Regions from separate parts of the Mus musculus genome. Here regions 2 and 3 are each linked to region 1. The links are chromatin loops, found by intact Hi-C in ENCODE. Cell type or tissue: left cerebral cortex. All regions are shown on one strand.

Evidence for each region. Peaks named below come from ENCODE experiments on the same cell type or tissue, not always from the same donor. Only the 100,000 strongest peaks of a DNase experiment are listed, where the experiment ranks them.
Region 2: a loop joins it to region 1, with 10 times the contacts of the local background. A loop is called at or near these places in 37 of 42 quality-filtered maps.
Region 3: a loop joins it to region 1, with 6 times the contacts of the local background. A loop is called at or near these places in 8 of 42 quality-filtered maps.

The regions. Positions count from the first base shown.
Region 1 is chr2:43,899,237-43,907,236 of GRCm38, forward strand. All of the region lies in intron 6 of Arhgap15 (Rho GTPase activating protein 15), which reads left to right. Among named protein-coding and RNA genes, the nearest start is that of Gm39804, 120 kb to the left of the region's middle. In left cerebral cortex, CTCF peaks have their summits at 3,547 (motif pointing left) and 3,747; DNase peaks (open chromatin) are centred at 3,540, 4,449, 4,934 and 5,825; H3K27ac peaks cover 1,171 bases.
Region 2 is chr2:43,718,797-43,726,796 of GRCm38, forward strand. Gm30374 (a long non-coding RNA gene) reads right to left here. Exons shown (of 6, transcript XR_866181.1): 4 at 6,981-7,137. Among named protein-coding and RNA genes, the nearest start is that of Gm30374, 6.6 kb to the right of the region's middle. In left cerebral cortex, a CTCF peak has its summit at 4,099 (motif pointing right); a DNase peak (open chromatin) is centred at 4,135; H3K4me3 peaks cover 217 bases.
Region 3 is chr2:43,669,018-43,677,017 of GRCm38, forward strand. Kynu (kynureninase) reads left to right here. Exons shown (of 14, transcript NM_027552.2): 11 at 2,342-2,394; 12 at 3,654-3,739. Among named protein-coding and RNA genes, the nearest start is that of Gm30374, 56 kb to the right of the region's middle. In left cerebral cortex, a CTCF peak has its summit at 4,809; a DNase peak (open chromatin) is centred at 4,813.

The sequences.
Region 1 (8,000 bases):
TGATCCTGGGAGGCTCTAGATTATAAATCTTAGATTCGGGATATATTCCTTTGCACTTTTCACTCACTATCTAAAGCTACTAAAGGGCACTGCTAGTGTCCTGCCATTTTATCTGTTCACACTAAAATCAGAACAAAACGGAACTGTAAGGCAGTAGCCACCACACTGACCATAGTGATAGAATTTTAGAGCCAAATCAGTCCAAAGAACTATGATATGAAGTTTCCGAAATGACATAAATTAGATCAAACTTTCGAACTGAAAGGAATGAATTTGATGTCATGTGCATTTTCACAGAAAAATAGATGGATGTGGCCAAAGGGCTATAAAGCCATTGCTTTGGTCCGTTTGACCTCTGGAGTAGCTTGGGTGTGGGGTGGAGGTAAGAACCTTTTATTTGTACAATCTGAGTTTCAGTCTGACCTCAGGCTACCTGCAGCAAGCTGCCCTTCATTTCTTGGCCTCATGCTGGGACTCTCACCTCTTACAAAACTTTATTTCTTCGTGCATTGGTAGAACAAGCATTCTGGTCTCTAGGCTATCCACGGGTGTCTGTGGCTCACTGCAGTTTTCATGTAGTGTCTACATAGCCAAAGTGTGGCTTCCAGGTACTAGGTAACAAAACCGAAGTCCTCAGACTATACACAACAACCTGAGCAAACTAATCCTGGACCTCAAGGAAGAGTCCAAGGGACCAGAGTGAAATTAGCAAGTACTGGGCCTTTTCTCCTTGTGATTTTCATCTTGTATAAAGTACAAAAAATATGACTTTGATTCTGGCGTGACAACATTCCAACTAAGGGCTCTCTTTTGCATATCTGTTTCAGAATTCTTATCTGGTTTTTGTAAAACAAAGTAGCCATGTTTACCTCGTGCTGAGTCTGGTTTTCTTTCCTTTCTAATAGCAAACACATGTATTCCAGAAAAAGCAATGCTTTAATCCCTAAAGCTGATATATCATAGAGGGAGTCAATGAATAGTAACTCAGTTTATGGCCTGTTGGTGAAGATGGCAGAGTGAAATAAAATCGAATACCTTAGGAAGGCACAAAAATCACCTTCAGATAAATAGCCTGCCATTCCGTTTTTAGAAACATAAGATAACAGGCTGTATCTGAGGCCAAGAAACACACACACTCACACACACACACACACACACACACACACACACACACACACACTCACACACACACACACACACACACACACACACTCACTCACACACACACACACACACACACACACACTCACACACACACACACACACACACACACACACTCACACACACACACACACACACTCACTCACACACACACACACACACACACACACACACACACTCACACACACACACACACACACACACACACACACATACGCAGTCACACACACAAGCACACAAATATACACAGACACACAGGGAGATAGAGAGAGAAAGAGAAACACACACCAATATACACATACAAACATAAGCACACAAACATATACAGACACAAGTATGCATGCATAAGAGCTCTCTCTCTCTCTCTCTCTCTCTCTCTCTCTCTCTCACACACACACACACACACACACACACAGAGTGTTTAAATACCGCTAGCCACAAGAAAGGGGAAAAATCTGGGCAGTGGTGAGAAAAACTCTAAAACCTCAGAGCAATGTTTAAAGCAGGATAAGAAAATAACAAAGCAATCATTGTAAACAAAGGCTTGAAATGAACTCAAGAAAACAAACGGTCAGTTTATGATGCAAACCAATGCCAGCACTTACAAGAGAAGTCTACACAAAATCCCAAACACACTATGAGTGAAACTTACTAAGAACTAACCAGAGAGTACAGATTTAAAAGCATGAATATAATTTAGAAACATATACGTACATGCAAATGCAGATATGCATACAATATCAATCAGTTATAAAAGAGGCCATGAATTAGGAGTGTGAGAAGGGGTATATGGGGGGGGGTGCGGGGGTTGGAGGAAGGAGACAGGAGAAATGCTGTGATTAAATTAGAATCATAATTTTTGGAAGTCAAGGATATAGAATCTAGGAAGATGGCTCCGAGGTGGGGGGAGAAGAGCACTTGCTGTGCAGGCATGAAGACCTGAGTTCAATTCCCCTATACCCACATAAAAAGCTGTGGGTGGCGCTGTGTACCTCTGTCTGCATGTGTCACTGCAGAAGATGGGACAGGAGTATTTTAGGGCATTCTGGCTCAGACTAGCTCTAGCTTCAGTGGAAGATGGTGTTTCAAGGGAATGAGGTAGAGATGGACAGAACGGAACTCCCAACTCCTACCTTTGGTTTCCCTGCAAGCATTCACAAGGCACGTTGTCTTGTTTTTTTCTTTGGGGTTTCTTTTGTTTGTTTGTTGTTGTTGTTGTTTTGTTTCATTTTGCCAATTTGACACACTCTGGAGTTATCTTGAAAGTAGAACCTTGGTTGAGGAAATCCCCCAGTCTGATAGCCTATAGGCAGGTCTGAGGGGGCATTTTCTTGATCAATGATTGAAGCAGGAGGGCCCAGGTTACTGAAAATGGTGCCACCCCTGGGCAGGTGGTTCTAAATGGTATAAAAAAGAAGCAGGCCGAGCAAGTCATGAAAAAATAATGCAGTCAGCAGAATTCCTTCATGGCCTCTTGCTTTAGTTCTCACCTCCTGGTTCCTGCCTCTGTTTCCCACCGCCCCCACCCCGACCCCCACCATGATGGACTTTGACCTAGTAACCAAATTAACTCTTTCCTCACAGGTTGCTTTTGGTCATGGTCTCATGATCTATATCACAGCAGTATAAACTTAACTACGGCACACATAAACCATGTAAACACATACACACACAATCTTATGAAACATTTCATCTCCAGCATGGGTGTAGGGTTTCTAACTCATTGCAGGGTGTACATTCCACCCAAATTGTTTACAACAACAGAGTTAACGTGTTACAAAAGTGCCTCAAAGGACTTTGATCTACTGACATCGAACTTCCTTTAGTACCTTGGGTAGACTTAGTAATTCTGAGGTGTCTTATCTGTTATTTAAACAATGCTTAATTTTCAAGAGTCCCATGCCCATGACCAAGCTAAAGACAGACTTCTGATGCCTAGGATCTATGATGGATTTGAACTCAAATCATGGCAGAGTGATTAGGAAGTGCAATTGTTAGATTCACAGTATGTGCTCATGAAGCTGTTGGAAAGTACGTGAAACCTTCCTTCTTCGAAAGGTGCTCTGGGACATGCACAATCACAGATGTCAGTGTCCATCTGAAAGGAAGAAACAAAGTCTGACAGTTTAGAGAACAGGATCAAATTAAACTCAGTAGCAAATTAATGGTTAGTCAGCATAAAAATAAATATTTGGAGGCCCACGTGCTAGAAAACAAATGTGTCCCGTGAAATATAATTAATGGCATGAGAAAGTGGCTGGCTTCCTTGCAGACAAATTTGTCCTTTTACTAAAGTAAGGATTGTTCTATTATTAACACTGGAAATCTTAGATGGGCAGCAGAGACTGCTGCATTATTCATAAAAGCGTTGCTGCCATCTGGTGGCCGTTTGGCAGTTCAGCACAGACTGCTAATTCCATTTGACTGGGTCTCCTGTGAGGCTATGCAAGACAAGGCTCTGGGTGATTAAAAAAAAAAACAAAACGAAAGTGTGAACAGTTAGGTTTAGATGTCATTCACTTGATGATGCTCCTTGTTCCCCATGCCTTGGTAGAATGAAAGTCTCAAGCAGTAGTGAGATGATTATATATTTTTGGCTTTACTGTGAGTGTGTATTTTACAAGGCTTATCTAAGGAAGTTACTCTTGGCTGTTGTTGACTGACAAATTTTATTGACATTCAGTTCTGTTGGCAAATAAATATGTACTCAAATATTAGGAAGATTTATTGAATCTAAAGATATGTTATTTTGTGTAAATAAGAATATATGTGAGATGCTGTAATCCCTCATTTGGATCTAAGCATGAATTTTCTTAAGTTATCATTCACTGAGCCTGCTTTTGGAAATAATACAATTTATAATATCAAAAAGAAAAATGAACAGCAATTCATAAAACTCGAGATTCTATCTCGTCACTGACGGGTTCTATGAAGAAATCTTATTTCATGGCTCAGAAACGTGTAATCTGATATAAAGAGGAGGACTTAGAAATTGAACGACAAATATTTAGGTTACATTATGTGTTAAGAACATGAAGACCCAGGCAACGGGGTACCCACTCATTCTCTCCAAGATTAGGATGACTTTGTGCCCTGGACTATTCTAAAACTTCCTAAAATCCTAGGATTTTTTATTGCATGTAGTCCTAAAATCGTAGGCTCATTGTATGTGGTAAAATCTGAACCTGAGAATGGATATTTATGTAGATCAAACGTCTTTGAAGAACATAAGATATAATGAGTTAAAATTGCCCCAGGAGGGAGGTTGGAGCTCCTTGAATTCTCAGAGATGGTATTTAATAGTTAATGTCCATGTTCCAGTGGACGTTTCCTTGCCATTAAACTGCCTTATGATTTAGTAAAAGTTGCCTGCCTACAAAGAGGCATTGCACTACACTGGGAGAATTATAATATTGAATGAATGTTATTCTTTACCATAAAAGTTGCAAGTGACTATTTTTAAAGAGAGACATTTGGATTTTATTTTAAAATTCTCTGGAAGGCTTTGGTTCTATGTATATACATTTGCCATTACCTCTGTTACTAGTTACTTTTGATACTGAAAATATTTCCTTCTTCAAAACATTTAATTTGGCTTATGGAAAATCATGTGTCCCATCTTCCCTGGAAGAATGCTAAAGTCCCTTCTCCACCCCCCACCCCCCCCCCGCCCCTTCTCCCCCACATTCTCCTCAGGAGTATGATGCAAACAAGACACTATCTAGACAGTAAGAGCGATGTGTCAGTTATACCTCTGTCTCTTTCATACATACGTGTACACTTTAATGTAGATCTAGCCCCTGAGTTGGCCTGAATACAGTTGTACGGTGGTTTCTAATGGCTCTATAATTGACATAGTAAAGCTATAGCGAGAATACTCAGGTATTAGTCAAAATTTTCTATTGTTTGTCTCAAGAACATTTGCTTTCTGGTAGCTTTTTCAGGTTCTTAGCAGCCTATTTCTGTTTACTCAGGAAGATTATTCATATCCTGTAGCCTTAAGCACTTCAGCGTGCAGTTTCTAGATGTTAGTGCATAGTGGGGTGTTTACTGGTGTGTTGGTTCATGCAAAATTGTAAAACTGGCAGCCATATCTCAGTGAAAACTTTTTCATTGTATTTCTTAAGAACTTGTTTACAATTCTCTTTAAGCACAAAGTTTCTCATAGGTGCCTTTGACTTAAGTTTGCCTTTGCCTCTACTGTTAGTTTATTGTTGAGCAGTTCCCAGAAAACCGATTTTAAGAATCAGCAAGAATGAAACATCAGGAAAGAATAGCATATAATATACAAAGTACTAATAAAGTTGGTCATAGGGCAACATGATGCTAACAGGAGTTTTCTACCCAAAATCCCATAAGATGATTAAACCAAAATATTTTTTTATCAGCCTCTGAGTCTGTGATTTATGGCTGTCTCCAGAATGATGTCTTTATTTCTTTTCAACTTTCTGGTCATACATGTGACAAGTATGTTTGTCTGGGTATTCTTAGAGTCCGTGAATATCCACAGCAGAAAGCAAAAGGAATAGGATGCAACTTGAGGCTAGACATAAGCTATCTGAGGAGGTGTGATGCAAATGCAGACCCAGATGTGGAGAGAGGGGTGGCCAGCGAGCAGCAATGTGTGATGCAATTCACTCCTACTAGCTTTCCATGTCCGTATGTCTCACTTTAAATGTTATCCTGAGCTTTAGACATGTGACTGCTCTTTCGTCTATAGAAGAGCTAAGGAAACGTTTTAGGGAAAACCGTTCACCCTTTTCCTGTGCCTGTGTATGAGGCTGCACTTGATAATCATCATTGTCTACTTCATTCCAAGGGATTCTGGACTTTCCTCATCCATTGTCACGATTGTGTGGTCTGTTCTGTTTTCCTGCTGTGCAATTTTTCCTGTCCGAGGATTGTGGGGCTTGGTTTTCTTGACATTTCCAGACTCCATTAGATTCAGTGTACAGTGCACTGGACTCACTGGGCCTGCAGGATACAAGAGGTGACTCCTTGAGTCACCTGCATGTCAGAACCATTCTTACTATCACCATCCAGTAAGAGTGCGATAGTATGCTTAGAAAGGCCAGCTTTCCCCATGAGTGTACCAGCCACTTTCCATATTATTATTCTGTATCTCCAGCGTATATAGCTACAAGCCATTGGCAATAGTTTTAAATTAACTACAGCATTACTGATACCTTTAGAAGCAAAACTTTCCCTGTGCTAAGAACACTGATGTGTAATCCAGCAGAGGCCAGGTTTGAAAAGTTAGAAGCTTAAATGGTACAGATGTGCGCTATGGTGGCTATTCTTTTGTGTACTTTGTCCTTACACACCTGTGCTCTAGCTTTTTGGAATGTTGTATCATGTCACCACAAATCCTGTGCTGTGGAGCAGCTCAGTGAGGGCACTGCACTAGGGATGCAGTTGTGACAGAGTTTCTTATTATAAGGTGCCACCTTATTTCGGATGCATTTTAAGACACCATACCATTGCAAAGTTAATTGATCCTGAATGATGGTGCACTTAGGAAGAACAGTGTGCCCTAGAGCTAGGTGTCCTGGGTTTCATTTCCTCTACGTCTTTGCTTTGAAGCAGTGCAGTGCTTCTAACAGAGCTAATAACCCTGTGTTACTAGTTTTACATCCATAAAGATCAGAAACAGTGAAGCAGACATAGGCACCAATCAGAAAATACAAACCCATATCTAGAGTTTATTTCCAGTCTAGGAAGACTGAATCAAGATCCCATGAACAGAAGGGGCTCAATTTGTTATCCAGAACTTGGCTGTTGTTCTGATGTTCTGAATGGTTATCTCTCCTGATGAAATATTATTCAGTACGCAAAGCTATATTGGCTTTGTTGGGAGGAAGTGTTGGTGTTAGGTCAGTTCAGTGTCATGCCTGACACTCTAACTACCTCATTCATGGATTTATTTTACAAGATCTAACTGGCTAAAGCTAGAAGATGGAGAACATCAAAGATTCAAGTCATCTGGTTCAACAGTGTGATCTCTGGGAAAAATTATGACATTAACAGGAGACATAAAACATGCATGTTATTGCTGACTTTCATGAGTCCACTAATATTTTACAGACTTCATTGTCTCCAATCTTCTTTCTACATTGTCCCCTCCCGGGCCTCTGATCACCATATAAAGTCATCCATACTGTCTATATTCCTCCCTCTGGCTACCCAACATTAGATTGCTTGCTTGAATGATGTGTAGTAGCATTTCTGCTCACCACTGCCTTAAACACTCATCCTAGGGTGGGCTGATGACAGGTGTTACCCAGGATTTTTCATTCTTCATCGGATGACTTCAAGACCATCCATGAGACCATAGGGTCAAGCATAGGAAGCAGCCCTGGACACACATGTGGAGGGGACAAGGGACATTTGATTCACCTATGTGTGAGACTTAGATTCTCCAGAACTGTTGTCCACATATTTTATTTCTGCCTCAGGATTGCCATGTAACTCTTCATTTAGTAGATTTGAAAATGTCAATCATAATAGGAAGCTAACACTACGTAGTTTGTTGAAAATAAGATCAGATACTTACTATTGATTCATATCCAGTGATGAGCCAGGGTGTAACTTTCAATTCCTGAGATCTCTTTGATGCAGAAAAGAAGGTCTTCCTCGAGCATCTCACAAGCTTTTAAAATGTGTGTGTATGAAACTTTTAGCATAACCTACCACAAAACTTACAGATATTATACTCTAGGTTATCTTTGAACTTTTAGAATCTTATGTCGTGAGAGTCAAAGTCCAAGTACCCCAGCCTGGGTATGCTAAAGATGTTCATTGGTTATGGATGCTTCTATCAATGGCTTCCAGAAAATCG
Region 2 (8,000 bases), 180 kb before region 1:
TACTTAACCACCAACTTTTCCCTCCCATCTGCCCTTTCAGCAAGGCTTCGAAAGACCTTCTCTTGTTTTGTCACACTAACAACATCCTGCTTACACTAGGACACCGCCCCCAGGTTATTCTCCAGTCATTCTTCGAGTCTCACCTAAGCCTTTACTTGTTAAAGAGACCCTTCTGTTGAGTGTAAACCTCATGTCCTCCAGCAGGCTTACCTGATTGGTAAATGTGCTCCTAGCAAAAGGGAGGACTCCCAATTTGTGTTGCCATTGCAATTTTGCACCCTGCTTTCACCTTCACTCGTGTCTGGAGCCCCCATCTACTAAGTGTTCGACAGAGAGCAGGAGCAGGCACGGCCATTCCAAGAACATCTGTGCACCTCTGGGAGCAAACTCACCCAACCTCTACATCGTTCATCCTCACCCTACGTCGTTCATCCTGAGTAGCAAGCCTCAGATAGCCAAAACACACATTCAGGCTGGCTCTTTCTATATTTGAAATTATTTATGTAAAGAAAATATAAACAAACAATAAGCCATCATAAATAAAAGCCCGGCATTGAACTTATCTAAGCTTGGACATCATGAGAAAGCAGTGTGATTAATGAGAAATGTTTGTGATAAAATTGTGCCAAATAGATGGAAGAATAGTGCATATAAGTCATATTTATGAAATTCTTATATGTCATGATGTCACATATTACTCTCCTATTTCTAGCAGCTTTCTGAGCTTTAATGCTCCATTGGGTGGCATTTTGGATCAACTGGATTAATTTAAATGAGTAGTGAAATGCAGATTGAGGAGGAAATGCTCAAGTTAGCTCTAAGGGATCAAAAGTTATAAAACAGTGAGCTGGCATACATGCGGAGATGTAAAGCCCTCAGTCAGCATGACAAGTTCAACTTTCGATGTAGCATTCTCCTTCCTGAGAACACCGGCCATCAGGTAGGCTCCTTGTAGTGTCTTTCAGATAGCTGTCATGTGACGGTGTGTGAGCAGTTATCCATAAGCCACTTCAAGTGGGTAGCAAGTTTGAGCACTGCTGGACCAGGTATGGGTAGATTCTGTTCTGTGCTGAGGGTTTTGTTTGTCTTTTCTTTAAGGAAGCAAACAAACTCGCACTCAATATTGGTGACATCTTTTATTTACACGCCCTGAAGCCATCACTATGCCCCAGTTATAGATCTGTAATTTGTGCTTTTTATTCTTCAATTTTATTACCTAAACTTACTCTTCTATGCATTGTTTTATGTTTCTGGTTAAATATAAGTGAAAATTGATTGGAGGATTTCTCAATGGAATTTTATCTTTATTTCATCATAATTGCTTCGTATTTGAATAATGACAGATGAGCTGCCTCATTCAATCGCAGTTTTAAGGCTTTGAAGTCACAATAACATCACAGGATTTAAATCCTCAAGCCATTATTACAGCAGAAACGACACTGGGGAAAATGGAAACTTATGGTGTGATAATTTGCTTGGGGGGGAAGAAAAGAACTCTGGTGGCTAAAACACATTCTCTCCAGGACTGTTTGGAGCCTATGACACTGTGACCTAAGTCTGAACTACAGACTGAGTTGCACTTTTCCCAATGACTACTAGAAGGGTGTAAGTATTGAATTCACACAACAAACAAATGACATAATTATTTTGTTTTAGGATGAAACATTTGGCCTGGGCGGTAGCTTAGCATCATAATGCTTGCCTAGTGTGCACAAGGCCCTGGCTCACTCCCCAGCACTGCAAAAAAAAAAAAAAAAATGCGATCTCAGTATCATGTAATAACAATTCATTCTTTCATCAGTAGAGAACCTCAGATTTCTTTCTTCTCTGACCTTTGTATCAAGCTGAGAACATGATCACACGCTCCAAGGTGTACAAGCTCGCCTTTGCATCCAGTTTCAGTGAATGACTCAAATGCTAAAAGCAAAACAGATCTGCCATTGGAAACTTCATAAATACATCCAGTGTATTTGCTGCTGACAGATTGAGGCCTGAAAGCACTTCCATTTCTTGAATATTAAACCATCTTTCTTCTGGCAATGCTATTAGGGGTTCAGGACCACATGGCAAAGAAGATTGCGATGCAAAGGAGCTAGACTCTAGAATAAGTGAAAAGGAGAAAGGCACTCAGGTTCTACAGAACGGCACGGGTATGAGGACAGAGTTCTAACAAGGTACAGTAGACACAGTGACTATGAAGCACCCTCCAGTGACAGGGTGGTCTCCAGCCACTTATAAGTGCACACAGATGAGGTCAAGCCAGGGGATTTCTTTCCAAGTTTCTCAATAAAGGAAGGGTAGTAAAATTAGCTTATGACCCAATACTAGAGCATTAGTCAGTATTTCTATAAAGCATCATACCTCAGTGTGAAGGAAGATTCTCAGAGCTTGGGGGACGGGGGAGGTTGGCTGTCTCTCTAATCCATGGGTGCTCAGTCTATCATTTTCAAATGCAGTCTCGTGTTTAATTCCATTCTGACTTCTGGCTTAAGTTAAGGAGAGATTTGTTTGGTACATCTTCATTTTCTGGTTGAATTTGCTCCATTCACCAAGCTAATGGATTCCAGGGTTCTTGTTTCCACTTCCTGGTACTCAACTTTTGATTTGCCAGTGTCTCTTTGCTAAGCTTCTCTCTGTAAAAGGGAACACCCTCTGTCCTAAGTTGAGCACTGGCAGGAACTGATGGGGCCAGAAAACAGCTGAAGAAGACCTTGGCAAAAATATATCAAAATGTTTTGGCCTTTCTGTGCCTGGATGCCTGGATGGATAAGAGGCCATCACAGACCTGGAAAAATAAATGCTTCATGCCCCCCCCCCCCCCCCCCACACACACTTATTTTCCAAATCCACTGCAATATTTTCAGAACCCTGGACAAAAGACAAAGTAAAATCACTCAAACTGTGTTATTAATCAAAAGTTTCCAAACAAACTATGAACCCCAGCACAATTCTATTTGTTCACATAGCAACTCCTCTCCGCAGGACCTGGGTCACCTCATTGAAACATCGGTTCCTTCCGCAGCTTGGAGTGCAGGTGACCCTGGCTCTGTTATTGCTGTTCGGTTTCCATTTTGCTTTCTGTGACACAGTTCAAGATCTCCAATACTTCACCAAACCTACCCTGGGGGAAAAAATATCTCTCTTGAAGGGAACACACCCCTGGCAGCGTGCCTGCTCTGGATGGCCCCGTGGCTAGATGGATGGAGGGGTGATTTAAATGAAATCTCAAGCAGACACACGGATTCTTGGGGAGTAAATGTCCAAATATCCAGTTCTTGAAAGTGCCCACAGAGGCAAAAAGCCACAAAGGCCATGTCCCAAACAAACCACTGTTATGTTTTGTTTTTTTGTTTTTGTTTTTGTTTTGTTTTGTGTTTTTTATCAAGTCCCATCTATTAAGTCGCAATCCTCTCCCAATAGCCCATAAGATTAGGGTTGGTGACTTAACCCTCTTGCTCCCAATCCTTCCGCACAACCACATCCCTGAACGTCACAGCACTAAGGAGCAAGTATTGACCATAACTGGGGACAACTTCAAAGCCATTGAGAGATGGCACTGATCTTACACAAGAGTTAATGGAATTACACACGGAAACATTGGCAGACAAACAACACACATGTCCATCCATGGTCACTAATTCGTCTTAAAGCTTGAAAGCTAGTAATAGTAGTAGTAGTAGTAGTAGCAGTAGTAGTAGTAATTTATCCTGGTAACATTTGCTTAACCTGTGATCACTCAACTTAAACTCCCCTTAATTTCGGGACAGTATGATGCAAGAAGAGTGACTTCAAAAGATCATGGTCTTGTGTGTGTCCCGTCCATGAGTCTGGAGAATGGTCAGCTGCTGGTACTACCTGCTCACCTACACTGTTGATTAGGCTTAGCTGCTGCGTAAGGGCAATATCTACCTGTGCTTTTCCCAGGCAAACATCACCATATTTGGCCAATCTAGCCGAGCTAGGATAGCCAATAATCTACGGGGCCACATGACTGAGGCTTTTGAGAACTGCTGCCTCAACGTAGGACATTCTAGTTAGTTAAAACCCCAGAGAGGTCCCATCATTAGTATTTACGCTGATTCTTGTAATGGCCACAAGGTGGCGCCAAATCACAAAGAAAACTGACTGGAGCATGGCTGTTCTGGTGGATTTGCATATTTCGCTGCTGGGACATTTCTTTAGTCTCCCGATAGGCATCATTCCTCGATTTCCCAGATGCATTAACGTTTGCATCCGATCTTTCTTATCTTTGAAGGATTTTGTTCTAGAAATCAAGAAATCAATGAAACAGAGGGAGGGTTCGGAGACTGCAGATAATCTATAAAGCCATACAGTTAAGTCTAAGAGATGAGAGCAGACAGAGCTTGGAGTTAGGGGGACAGAAGGCCTGCACTGTGGCGGCACCTCCCTGCAGCTCCCTGTTCTGAAGAACTCTGGTATGACTTCACGTGTTCGTCTTTCTCACCACTGGATATCAGCTCTGTAGTCTCAAGTGTAACTCTGGGGCTACGTCCCTGAAGTATTAGGTGGCACCGTGAAGGTACCTGCAACTTATGCACTAGAAGGGCTTGTCAACATAGATTGGCACACACTACTGTTAACAATGAAGATCTAGTGACTGGAACAGCCTTGAGCCACACCCCCTTCCAATGAAGCACTTGGCTTCACTTCCACAAGCTGTGTGTGTGTGACTTCGTGCACACATATCGATACACCTACATGTCTATATGAATAGATTTGCATACACTAGACAAGCAGAGTTAGGTTCTCATTAATTATGCACGTTTTGGTTGCCTGTGGTTGACAATAGATTTTTTTTGTAATATTTGTGGATTTTCTGATCTGTAGCATAAAACAATTACATTATTTAAGAGGAATGTAAGCTCATTAATGCATCAGGAAGGTTAAATCTTACCTAATCTTTTATTCTGGGCACTCCCAGACAATGACCTCATCATTATCCCATCTTCTTATATAACAAGATCTGTGTTTTCTTTTGAGCTTTTCGATGGGCCCATCTAGAAGTGTCACATGTTAGGGCTCCAAAGACAAAAGCAAAATTGTCACTGTGGGACATTTGAAAAAGTTTTTTGGCTTATGTGCCTGGTATTTGGTGAGGGGCTCATACATGAAAGCAGGAAGCATGGCAACCATTTTGAGACCACGAGGGACAAGATGACAGGTTCCTAGCTAACTAAATCTTTGCAATTCTGAGTCCCAAAGTTCACTCTGTCAATGTTTGCCATAGCCCAAGTTTATATTTCTCTTTACACACACACACACACACACACACACACACACACACACACACACACAACCTTGCACATATGTCAAATCCCCTGGTACTTTGGATTTTCTTTTGTACAAGACATAGAATCCTACCTTCATTAGATAATAGCTGGAGCAGCCTCGCATGCTTTCCTTGAACTTGTCTACAAGTCTGTCTACACTTGGCACCCACTAAATATCACTGAAGCAATCTGGGCTGCTATTCTTCAATGTTCTCTGTTCTTTTAAAATTGAGCTTTAAATCATTATTTCGTTTGGACAACTCAAAACCGGAACTGAGCTATATACTTCACATGGGCTCAAAGGGGCTGCGGACACACTGTAACAGCAGACTGAAAAGGTGAAATAAAGAGAGAGAAAAATGAATGAAGTGATATAGACCATGGAAAGAAGAGGTAAAGAAGATGAGGAAGTAGAAGAGGAAGAGGAGGAGGAGAAGAAAGAAGAGAAGGAGGAGGAAGAGGAAGAGAAAAAGAAAAAAGAGGAGAAAGAGGAGGAGGAGGGAAAAGAGGAAGAGGAGGAGAAGGGAGAGGAGGAGGAGAAGGAAAAGGAGGAGTATAAGGGAGAGGAGGAGAAGGAGAAGGGAGAAGAGGAGGAAGAAGAAGAGGAGGAGGAGGAGGAGGAGGAGGAGGAGGAGGAGGAGGAGACAGCCTGAGATTCACACAGTGAATAAGGGGGTGAATGGGGAGAGTCATTATCAGTGCAGGCTCTGGACACTGGACAGGAGAAATGCAGAGTACAGAGGTATGGAGCAGCTGAGGGAACCCCTGTGTGTGTGCCGGCCTCCAGAGGGCAAATAAAAGCCACCGATTACAAAGATAGAAGCTCAGATAAAGTATGGCTTGACAGGTGGCAAGTTCTCAAGGAATATTTGCTGAAAGCAAATGATAGGATCACTGTGAAATAATCCTGTCAGTCTAATTAATCTCTGATAAGGAGGATGGGAGGGAGAATTGAAAACACCACACACAAGAGCAGCTTGCCTTTTATACGTCATCTGTAACTGTTTACTGATGACACCCTTCTTATAAAATACACTGCAATGCCGTGGCCACCCTGGAACACCTAGGTGGAGATTCTGATGGAGTCCAGAACCCTGTAGTGTTTTTAGAGTTAGTTTTCCTTTCGTATTTTTAATGTGTGTGGTACAATGTTACAAATATCTGATTCCTTACGGGGGGCTGAAAGGAAGGAGAGTAATGGGTGTCACAACAGAAGTGACTCCTGCGGTTGTCTAAACTGACCTCCCTGTGTGGTCCCACCTGTAACTACCTGAGGGTTTTTAATATAATTTATCAGGAAAGGCAGGCATGCTAGAGTGGGGAAGAGCCAAGTTTCTTCCCTATAGCTGTACCCAGTGATATTTCATTAGGACGCTCATAGAATAAATGTTTCCAACTATGAGAATAAGATATTTGAAGTTAAGCATCTAGAAAATCTTTGATCCAGTATGAAATTATTGTCAGCACATCAGCTTTATGAATGTCTTTATTCCCAGGTTTAAAGATAGTCCTGTAGCTTCAGTTTACTTCAAAATCAGTATTTGCCTTCAATTTCAAGATTCAGATTTGAGGATCTGAGAGATGCTGGACCTTGGGGACGTGGAGAAAGTAACACACAGCTACTGTGTCATGGCCATGAACTTGGTGATTTCAAAGACAAAGTCTATCTTTAGTTCCATTCTTCCTTACCTGCCAGTCACCAGACCAGGATGTGAGTAGCTGCGCACCATCATGTGCTCTGTCCATGATTCTCTGCCTCACCACTGGACAAGAATTCTGCAACAGGGCCGAAGGACCACGGATCAAAACCTCAGGCATCTCAAGTCCCATTCAGTCTTCCCTCCATCTTTTTCAGGAATGGTGTCCCATGGCAAAAACACAAACAAACAAACAAAACCAAAACCCAAAAAGCAGACAAACAGTAATTTTTTTTAATTTTTATTTTTTTTAATTAGGTATTTTCCTCATTTACATTTTCAATGCTATCCCAAAGGTCCCCCATACCCACCCCCCCAATCCCCTACCCACCCACTCCCCCTTTTTGGCCCTGGCGTTCCCCTGTACTGGGGCATATAAAGTTTGCAAGTCCAATGGGCCTCTCTTTGCAGTGATGGCCGACTAGGCCATCTTTTGATACATATGCAGCTAAAGACAAGAGCTCCCAGGTACTGGTTAGTTCATATTGTTGTTCCACCTATAGGGTTGCAGTTCCCTATAGCTCCTTGGGTAATTTCTCTAGCTCCTCCATTAGGGGCCGTGTGACCCATCCAATAGCTGACTGTGATCATCCACTTCTGTGTTTGCTAGGCCCCGGCATAGTCTCACAAGAGAGAGCTATAACTGGGTCCTTTCAGCGAAATCTTGCTAGTGTATGCAATGGTGTTAGCATTTGGAAGCTGATTATGGGATGGATCCCTGCATATGGCAGTCACTAGATGGTCCATCCTTTCGTCACAGCTCCAAATTTTGTCTCTGTAACTCCTTCTATGGGTGTTTTGTTCCCATTTCTAAGAAAGGGTAAAGTGTCCACACTTTGGTCTTCGTTCTTCTTGAATTTCATGCGACAAACAGTATTTTAACATGAAAAACTATTGACAACCAGTCCATACTTTACTTTGGAGGAAATAAAAGAATCCATGGAATTTTCATGCTTGACTGACCATTAGTGAACTTTCCTACGATGGTCAGCGAGCTTCAATGTATGCAATT
Region 3 (8,000 bases), 230 kb before region 1:
CTGTTCAAGATTTTAAATTAGAATATTCTGAATCTAATAATTTTATTTAAAAATTATTTTTTAAGTTCTATTTTTTTCTTTTCATTAAATAATGATGGTTTAGCACATCTCTCCCTTTTTCTGCCTGACCACACATCACCCTTTGCCCTGACTTCCTTTCCTTTCTGAACTCCTTATAACCTAACCTTCTAATTAGTCAGTGTGCCCGTGACTCTCAGATGCCATTGCATGTTTTCAATATAAAGATTCAAATCAATCTTTATTCAGTAAAATACTGTTGAAATAATTTAACTTTTAAACATTCTCAGATTGTCTTTTATTTCTTTTTTTTTTTTCTTAAAATCTCAGGGTGATGATGAAAATTTTCATTTTGGGGGGCTGATTGATAATTACCACATTGTCAGTAAGTCGCATAAGACCTCATTCTTTCCTGGCATGTCTGCCCTGCTGATTTCTCTGTTCTGATCTCTTTGCCCACCCTGACTTCCTCATGTTCCTTCCAAAACTTTATGTCGTTCATGTGACCTGTTTTCTTTTCAAACTTACTTCCACACACTTATTTTCATTATCACATTTCCAAGATGTATGTCATATGTAACACTTTTCTTAAGAAGAAACCATACACACACACACACACACACACACACACACACCTCTAGTCATCACAGAGATGGGAAACATAATAAACCAGATCAATATTTGCACTAGAGCTAAAACATAGACTTTTCATTGGGATTACTAACAAGATTTTCTTACAGGAGCAGGTATGACTCAAAACAGTACTTTCACCAAAATGGCCACCCCAATACCCATGGTGACTGATAAAAGTCCAGAAGCTCTCTGTGAAACTCTTGGGCAGCTGCTGAAGTTTCAGAATCTCCTCTGGGCATGGGGCTGGTCATATTCCTTCATGGCAGGGTTGTTTCTCTGTCATTGTTGTTTTGCTTTTTGCCTGCACATCATTGCAATTGTCCCTTTCCTACATCTTCTTGTGATATTTTCTTATCATATTGAATATTGTTCAAAACTTTCCTCTGCATTCATTTATTACATGCTCTACCCTTCCATGGCCTTTTGTGGCAGCTCCTGTGGCTTGTGATGTCCATGTGCACAGGTGTGTTGATTTTCTTGAGAATTTCACGTAGACTCTTTCCTGCTGTTGCGTCTCCACTCATCTTGTCATTGTCCAGAGAGGGTTGAATGCTTGCAATGTACATCACTAAACAACTAAATCCACATCACTCAACAACTAAATCTACATCACTTCACAACTAAATCCACATCTTGCCTTTCTTGGCAAAAGTAGGCATCATAAAGTTTATCTCATGTCATCAATTCAGGACCTTCAATGTAGTTTAATATTTTTTGTTACTTGAAATTTTTCTTTGTTTGTGAGACTAAGGTATGTTGTTTGTTTTGCTGAATGGTGTAGGTATATTTGCATTTCCTCTTTATTCAGGGAAGCATGGCTCTTTGAACATTTTAGTATTCTTCTCTTTGATGTAAATAAAGAAAATATCTAATAAAATAAAATAAAAAATAATAATAATAAAATAGCAAGATCACTTTTTTCCCTATTGGTCATTTTCTCTGTAACTTGGTCTACCTTTTTAACACAGGATTTTAAGTGTTTGTGGAACCTAGAGTATATTACTTTTTATATTCTTCTTTTGTTTATATTTAAAAAGAAAATTATTTTAAAATTGCTGAAAATAGAAAGAAAACTCTTGGTTGAAGCATTCTGCATTTCTCAACGTTTGATTGATTGATTGATTGATTGATGATTGCCTTATTACTCGAAATTGTTTTGTCCTGTTTTCCTTCTAACAAAGACACATATTTTTTCTATATAGTCTATATTTTCTGTCTTGCTCATTAAAACACCATTTAATGAAAATGAAGTCCAAAACAAAGGAATACATTTTTTTTTCTTAAGAAGCTATTCAAACACTCTAGTCACTCAATCCAGCCTTGCTAGACCAAGTCTCTAGGGTTTTGTTGTAAACTATCAAATGGTACCACTGTCCTTTAACCTTCATTTTGGCATTTAAAATCAAAACCCCAACTGATGTTTATCTAAATCATTTGAAAAATAAAAAAAACAATCATTATATAGGAAAATATTAATTGTAAATATGTTTAACTGTTCTAAAATAATATGAGAAATTGATTTTTTTCATATTTTTGATACTTTTCATTCTATTGTCTAACATTTATATACTTAAGGACTTGATAACTTATACCACAAGTTATTCTAATATTCTCACCATGAATTCCTAAATTACTAAATTATCTTCAGGAGTATTGTAGACCAAATGCCTATTGTTATCTTAAATTTCAGGTTAGTGGGATGGTTCGGCCATGACCTCAGTACAAGGTTTAACATGGATAACAGTAAGTATATTCAAGTTTATCACATGCAATTCTGTTTTCACGTCATTCTGACTTTCAACTACTTTTGTATTCCATGCAATAGACATGCCCCATGGAGAATGCACTTTGAAAATGTCATCGTGGTTTCCAAAATAAGAAATGACATTTCAGTATGTAAGGCTAAGTGTTTATAGATTTAGCATGATTTTGCATTTCATCCCTTTGAAGAGAGATTAAAGGAAATGAAATCTAGCCTGTGGCTCATGTGGCTTGGTCAGATCCCTGAGTCAGAATGGCCAAAACACAAGCAGTGAAGGCAGGGGGTAACTTGGTGATGGAGGCCAGAGCCAGAGCAGTGTAAGCATCAATCCAGCTTTGTGACCATGCCAGACACTGTAGGTTCTGTTCCTCATATCTAATGTGAAGCAGTGGTGACTTCAGTGTTGGTTTAAGAGTAAGAAAAATGTGAAACTATGAACGCAAGGGCACACTATAATACTTTAAACAAATGTATACATGCATTTCTGGTTCTAAATATTCCATTGCTGTGGCATTTACTGTGTACCAAAGAGGTGATATACACCTTATAGGGTGTACATCAGTGGTAGTAAGGAAGTTTCCATCATGCCTTAGGGTCATGTCTGAGCTCTTTTTCTTCTTGTGCTGGTCCTCCAGCCATCTAGAACACAGGAGGCATCATGGACATTTGCCAGTTAAATATAAACTCTGTGTCTTAGTGTGTATCCATGACTTAGGAACTGTTTATCTGGCTTTAAATTCACAACAGCCAAATACCAAGAGGCCTGATGGAAAAAGCCCTGTCATTTCAGAAGTCTGTAATATACCCATACTGCAAACCTACCTGCTAACATTAACTGTCCTGCCAATAACTTCAATTATCTGAGCTATGTTTGTTTGATTGTTTGTTTGTTTGTTTACTAGCCATGAGGAGGTTCTTAAAGCACAGTCTAAAAAGGAAACACTGGCTTGGAACCAGGTAGACAGAACCTAGGGTTTAGACCCTATGTTCTAAATCTTTTATGTAAGGGTTCTAGTGTCAAGTCAGCTGCCAGTGTTGAGATCGAGTCCCGGAAATGGCCACTGGATTGGAAACAGGTCAGGATTGTCCCTCTTTCAGATTTCTTTTACATAATTTAGGAACGCCACCTGGGAGGGGGGGAATGGTCTTAAGATTTACTCTTTCAATATTGACTTCTTTACAGTTATATGCCCCTTTGAAAAGTATGTTGTACATAATGACATCATATTAATTTTTTCAGAACTACAATTAATCCCCGGGGCCAATGGATTCCGAATTTCAAACCCTCCCATTTTGTTGGTCTGCTCCTTGCACGCCAGTTTAGAGGTAAGAGACTTGGACTTCTGCCTTGACACCTCCTGTTCGGCTTGCCTCACCTGCCTGTGACTGGTCCTAAAAGGTTTCTGCTGATCAGAAAGATCCCTAGGAAACCGAAGTGATGGAAAACAGGCAGCATTTTCTGTTGACCATGCCTGTGACCTTGCATCTGCTGTATTTGTTAGACGGACCTGGAGTAGAAGACACGTGTGCTGCTGTTCTATTGAGACATGCATGGACTTGACTGAGTCAATGCTCATCTCTCCATAAGCCACATAAGCATGTAGGATTTCTAAGTTAATTCACTCTTGTAGCTGGTATTTAGGACTACAAGGCATCCTGTCACTTCTAGTTCTACAAGCCAAGGTACGACCAAAGCTCCCTGTAAAAACCTAACAGGAAACTAAGGCTGAAGGATAACTGTGGAGAATTAAAGGGCCCATGTTAGGGCTTTAATATCATTTAGTCATATTCTAAATTCCTTTAAGTAAATATGCTGCATATTGTTATTACTTATCAAGTAATTAAAATGGTAGAATTTGGGACTCACAAGGTTGCTAGGGGCTTTAGACTACTGGCTGCTCTTCTAGAGGACTAAGGTTTGATTCCCAGAACCAACATGGCAGCTCACAAAGGTCTGAAACTCCAGTCCCAGGGAATCCAATGTCCTGTTCTGACCTCTGTGGGCACCAGGCACATATATGAGGCATAAGCACGCACTGCCGACAAATGCCCATACACGTAAAACAAAAATATGTTTCCAAAGTTATACACTTAATATTGATACACATATGAATGGAATTCATTGACTAAAATGTACTTTAAAAATTATACCTCTTTAAACAAATGTTTTACACCTCCTAGTCAAATAAGATTTGAATTTGTTTCCTTCATGTCTTCTATCATCTAATTCATGTTATTTTAGGAAATATTGTGCAAGATTTGAGTTTGAAAGGGGTGATTAGAAAGAATCTCTCATCTAAATCCCAAACACAGCAGTTCCTCATTCTGGCCACTGGGTGGCATCATGAAGTTCCTGTTTTTGTACACCTTCACCACCAATAGATAGTGTCAACTGCCTTTCTCCTAGCAGCCTACTTTAGAACGCATCGCCGCCGTTTGACCACTAGATGGAGCATGCGCCGTTTTCACATTTTTTTGGATTGTTTTGATGAAAAATAGACAAAATGAGATTATTTTGCAGCCAGGGTAATACTTTTTAAAGTTTTTTTTTCTTTCTTTTTTTGGAGGGGAAGTTTGTTCAGTATTTTATCTAATGATATTTAATAGTTTTCTAATAATTTGTGATATCCATAAGGAAAAATGTTGTGCTTGATTTTAAAACAGCAAGTATCATCTCAGTTTGCAAGGTTTTAACAGAAAAGCTAAGTATGAAAGCAGCCAAGACTCACGTTTGGGAGCTAGGGTGCACCAGCATTTAGCCCATTTCTTTTGATTTCCCTTATCCATATATTCAGAAATTGTCCATGTTTTCCCCCTCAGGACTAGATGACCTCCAACTCAGTTGTCTCCACCTTTGGAGTGGGTTGATCTCAGTCTATGGGGTCACGCCCTCTCGTTTTAGCAAACTGTCTGCCCTGAAGGGTGCCAGTTTCTTCTTTATACAACCATGCTGAATTAGAGCCACACACATCAAATTTCCACTCTCAGACTCTGAAGGCTGACTCATATTTTTCCCTTTAAGACCTAAATGTAAACTTACCAAAAGAACCTTAGCAGACACCTGAAACATGGCACTAATTTTCGGCAGCTTCTTGAGTCCATTGTAGCTATTCATTACCAAGGTTTTGTTCTGGCCAAATGATTGTTTGTTTGTTTGTTTGTTTGTTTCTACTTTTAGCTCTTGTAGATTTTAATTAAATATTGTTAGGCTACTTTCCTCCTTCTTGTCCCCCTTCCACTTATCCAATGCCCCTCCCCCGAAAGATAGCCTCTTCTTTGATTATTGTTGCTAAGCCCACTACTCAAGCCTTGTATTGGCTAAAGCGGTTCTGAAATTTTTTCTTCCGCATTTTTAATTGCAAACATTTGAAATTTCAAAATAATGCATACTTCCCTCTGTTATCCCAACTTCTGTGTTATTTCTGAGCCATGTGAGGATGCACTGGGAGGCATTTGTTTATATGTTGTGTTTGTTTATTCCTGGGCGTAAGCCACGCTGTGGAGAAAAGAAAGGAAAATGTCCCAGGGAAGGGAATGTGAGGGAGTGAGGACAAAGGGAGAAAGGCTACATAATCCAAGGAGGAAAAGGATGGGGGGGGGCAAGCTGGGGAACAGAAGGATAAAGGAACAGAGAAATAAGAAGAGAGAAGGCAAGGACTCAAGCTTACTAAAAATACATAAAAATATGGCCATTATATAAATGAAAGAAATAAATGATTTAACCAGTTTGTCTTATCTACTTTTTAAAAGCAAGCAAGCAAACAAACAAACAAACTGTCCTATAAACTTGAAAAAAACCCTGGAGAATTCTATACTTAAAAATCAACTGTACAGGGCCAGGAGGATGGGTCAGCAAGTGAAATGCTTCCTGCACAAACTAGAAAATCCATGGAAATGAAGGTGGAAGGTACAGACAGAATCCATGGTGCTGTCCTCTGACCTCACTTGTGAACCACCACATGCCTCCACCCAATACATTTAAACTTGTATTAACATGGCTGTGTTTACAACTACGTTGGCTTAACTGATATCAGTAAAAGTAGTTCCTATCATCGGCTTCCAACTGTCACTGCCTTTCCTGCTGGCTGGCAGTCATTCATAGAACCATTTAAATACACTGTGCTGATCAGGAACAGAGTGAGCCTCGGAAGCAACCAACACTCCATCCACACTATACATTAAGCATGGCTTCAAATGAGCAGAACAGCTCGTGTGTGTGTGTGTGTGTGTGTGTGTGTGTGTGTATGTGTGTGTGTGTGTGTGTGCCATTTTGGTAATGAAGAGGTCTAGAGTAGAGAATTTCAGAAGTTTCTTCAGTCCTCTGACAGGTAAGTTGGAATTTTTGTGTATTTTCTATTTAAGGTTCATATTTTTTATATAGCAAAGATTATACAATGTCTACCTCTGCTCAACATATAATATTTATAATGCTATAAATTGTTTATAAAAAAAAGCTGTTCAAAAACACAAGCTAAGTTTTTTGGTTGATTGCATGGTGATGAAGGTCAAGACAGCAGCAAGGACAAAAAGCAATGTGTTCCTTCACAAGGCATGGAGACTCAAGTTTGAAAATTTAAGAGAAGCCAGATAGTCATGGTGGCTCCCATTTTATATACCAGCACTCAGAAATTAGAGGCAGGGATGGGTGGATATCTGTGAGTTCCAGGCCACTAAGGCACTGTCTCTGAATGAATGAATAAATGGACTGATGGATGGATGGATGGATGGATGGATGGATGGATGGATGGATGGCTAGGAAGAAAGGAAAGAAGAGAAAAAGAAAGAGAAGGAAGGAAGGGAAGGAGGGAGGGAGGGAGGGAGGGAGGGAGGGAGGGAGGGAGGGAGGGAGGGAAGAAGAATAAAAGGGAGAGAAAAGGGGAATTTAAAGAAAAAAGAATTTAAGAAAAAAAATCAGAATAATGGAACACTACTCACTACATGCTTGCCCTGTTTAAATAGTATATAACCTTCCTAGTGAGAGGGTCAGTTGAGTGAAATATTTTTTTTAAAAAATGGCACCAACTAGCACTATAACCAGCTACTCTGCCCACAGTCTCTCTGCCTCTAGGCTAGCCCCATTCAGTGGTCTTTCCTGATCCCATTCGCCTAGCTCAGAGCTGCCCATACCTTCTCAGCCATCTATCCCCTGTAGCTAGTTGTCACAAATCCCCTTAATCCAGTAAATCAAAACTCTAGCTTATAATTAATCAGATTTATATATCAACAAATTCTCAATTGAAAATGCCCACGCAATTATTTCCTTGCCAGTTGATAATAATACAAGCTTCCCACCTAGATTAGACAAGTTATCTCAACTATTCTATCTTTTTATGATATTCATAGCTACCTGTGGCTATTTAAAGCCATGCGGAATCTGGATCGTCTTATTCTCCCTCCATCTTCCTTCCTTTTCCTCTTCTCTCCCTGTCTGTCCCTGAAAACCTTTGCTCCACCTCCCTTTTCCACTGCCCAATCAGAGGCTTCTTGTTGTATTAGTATTTAAATTAGTTGGGGGAAAATTCGGATACAGGCAGCTAACCTTCCTACCTTGGGTCTAACTCCCCTAACTTGAGGATGTAACCTTCCC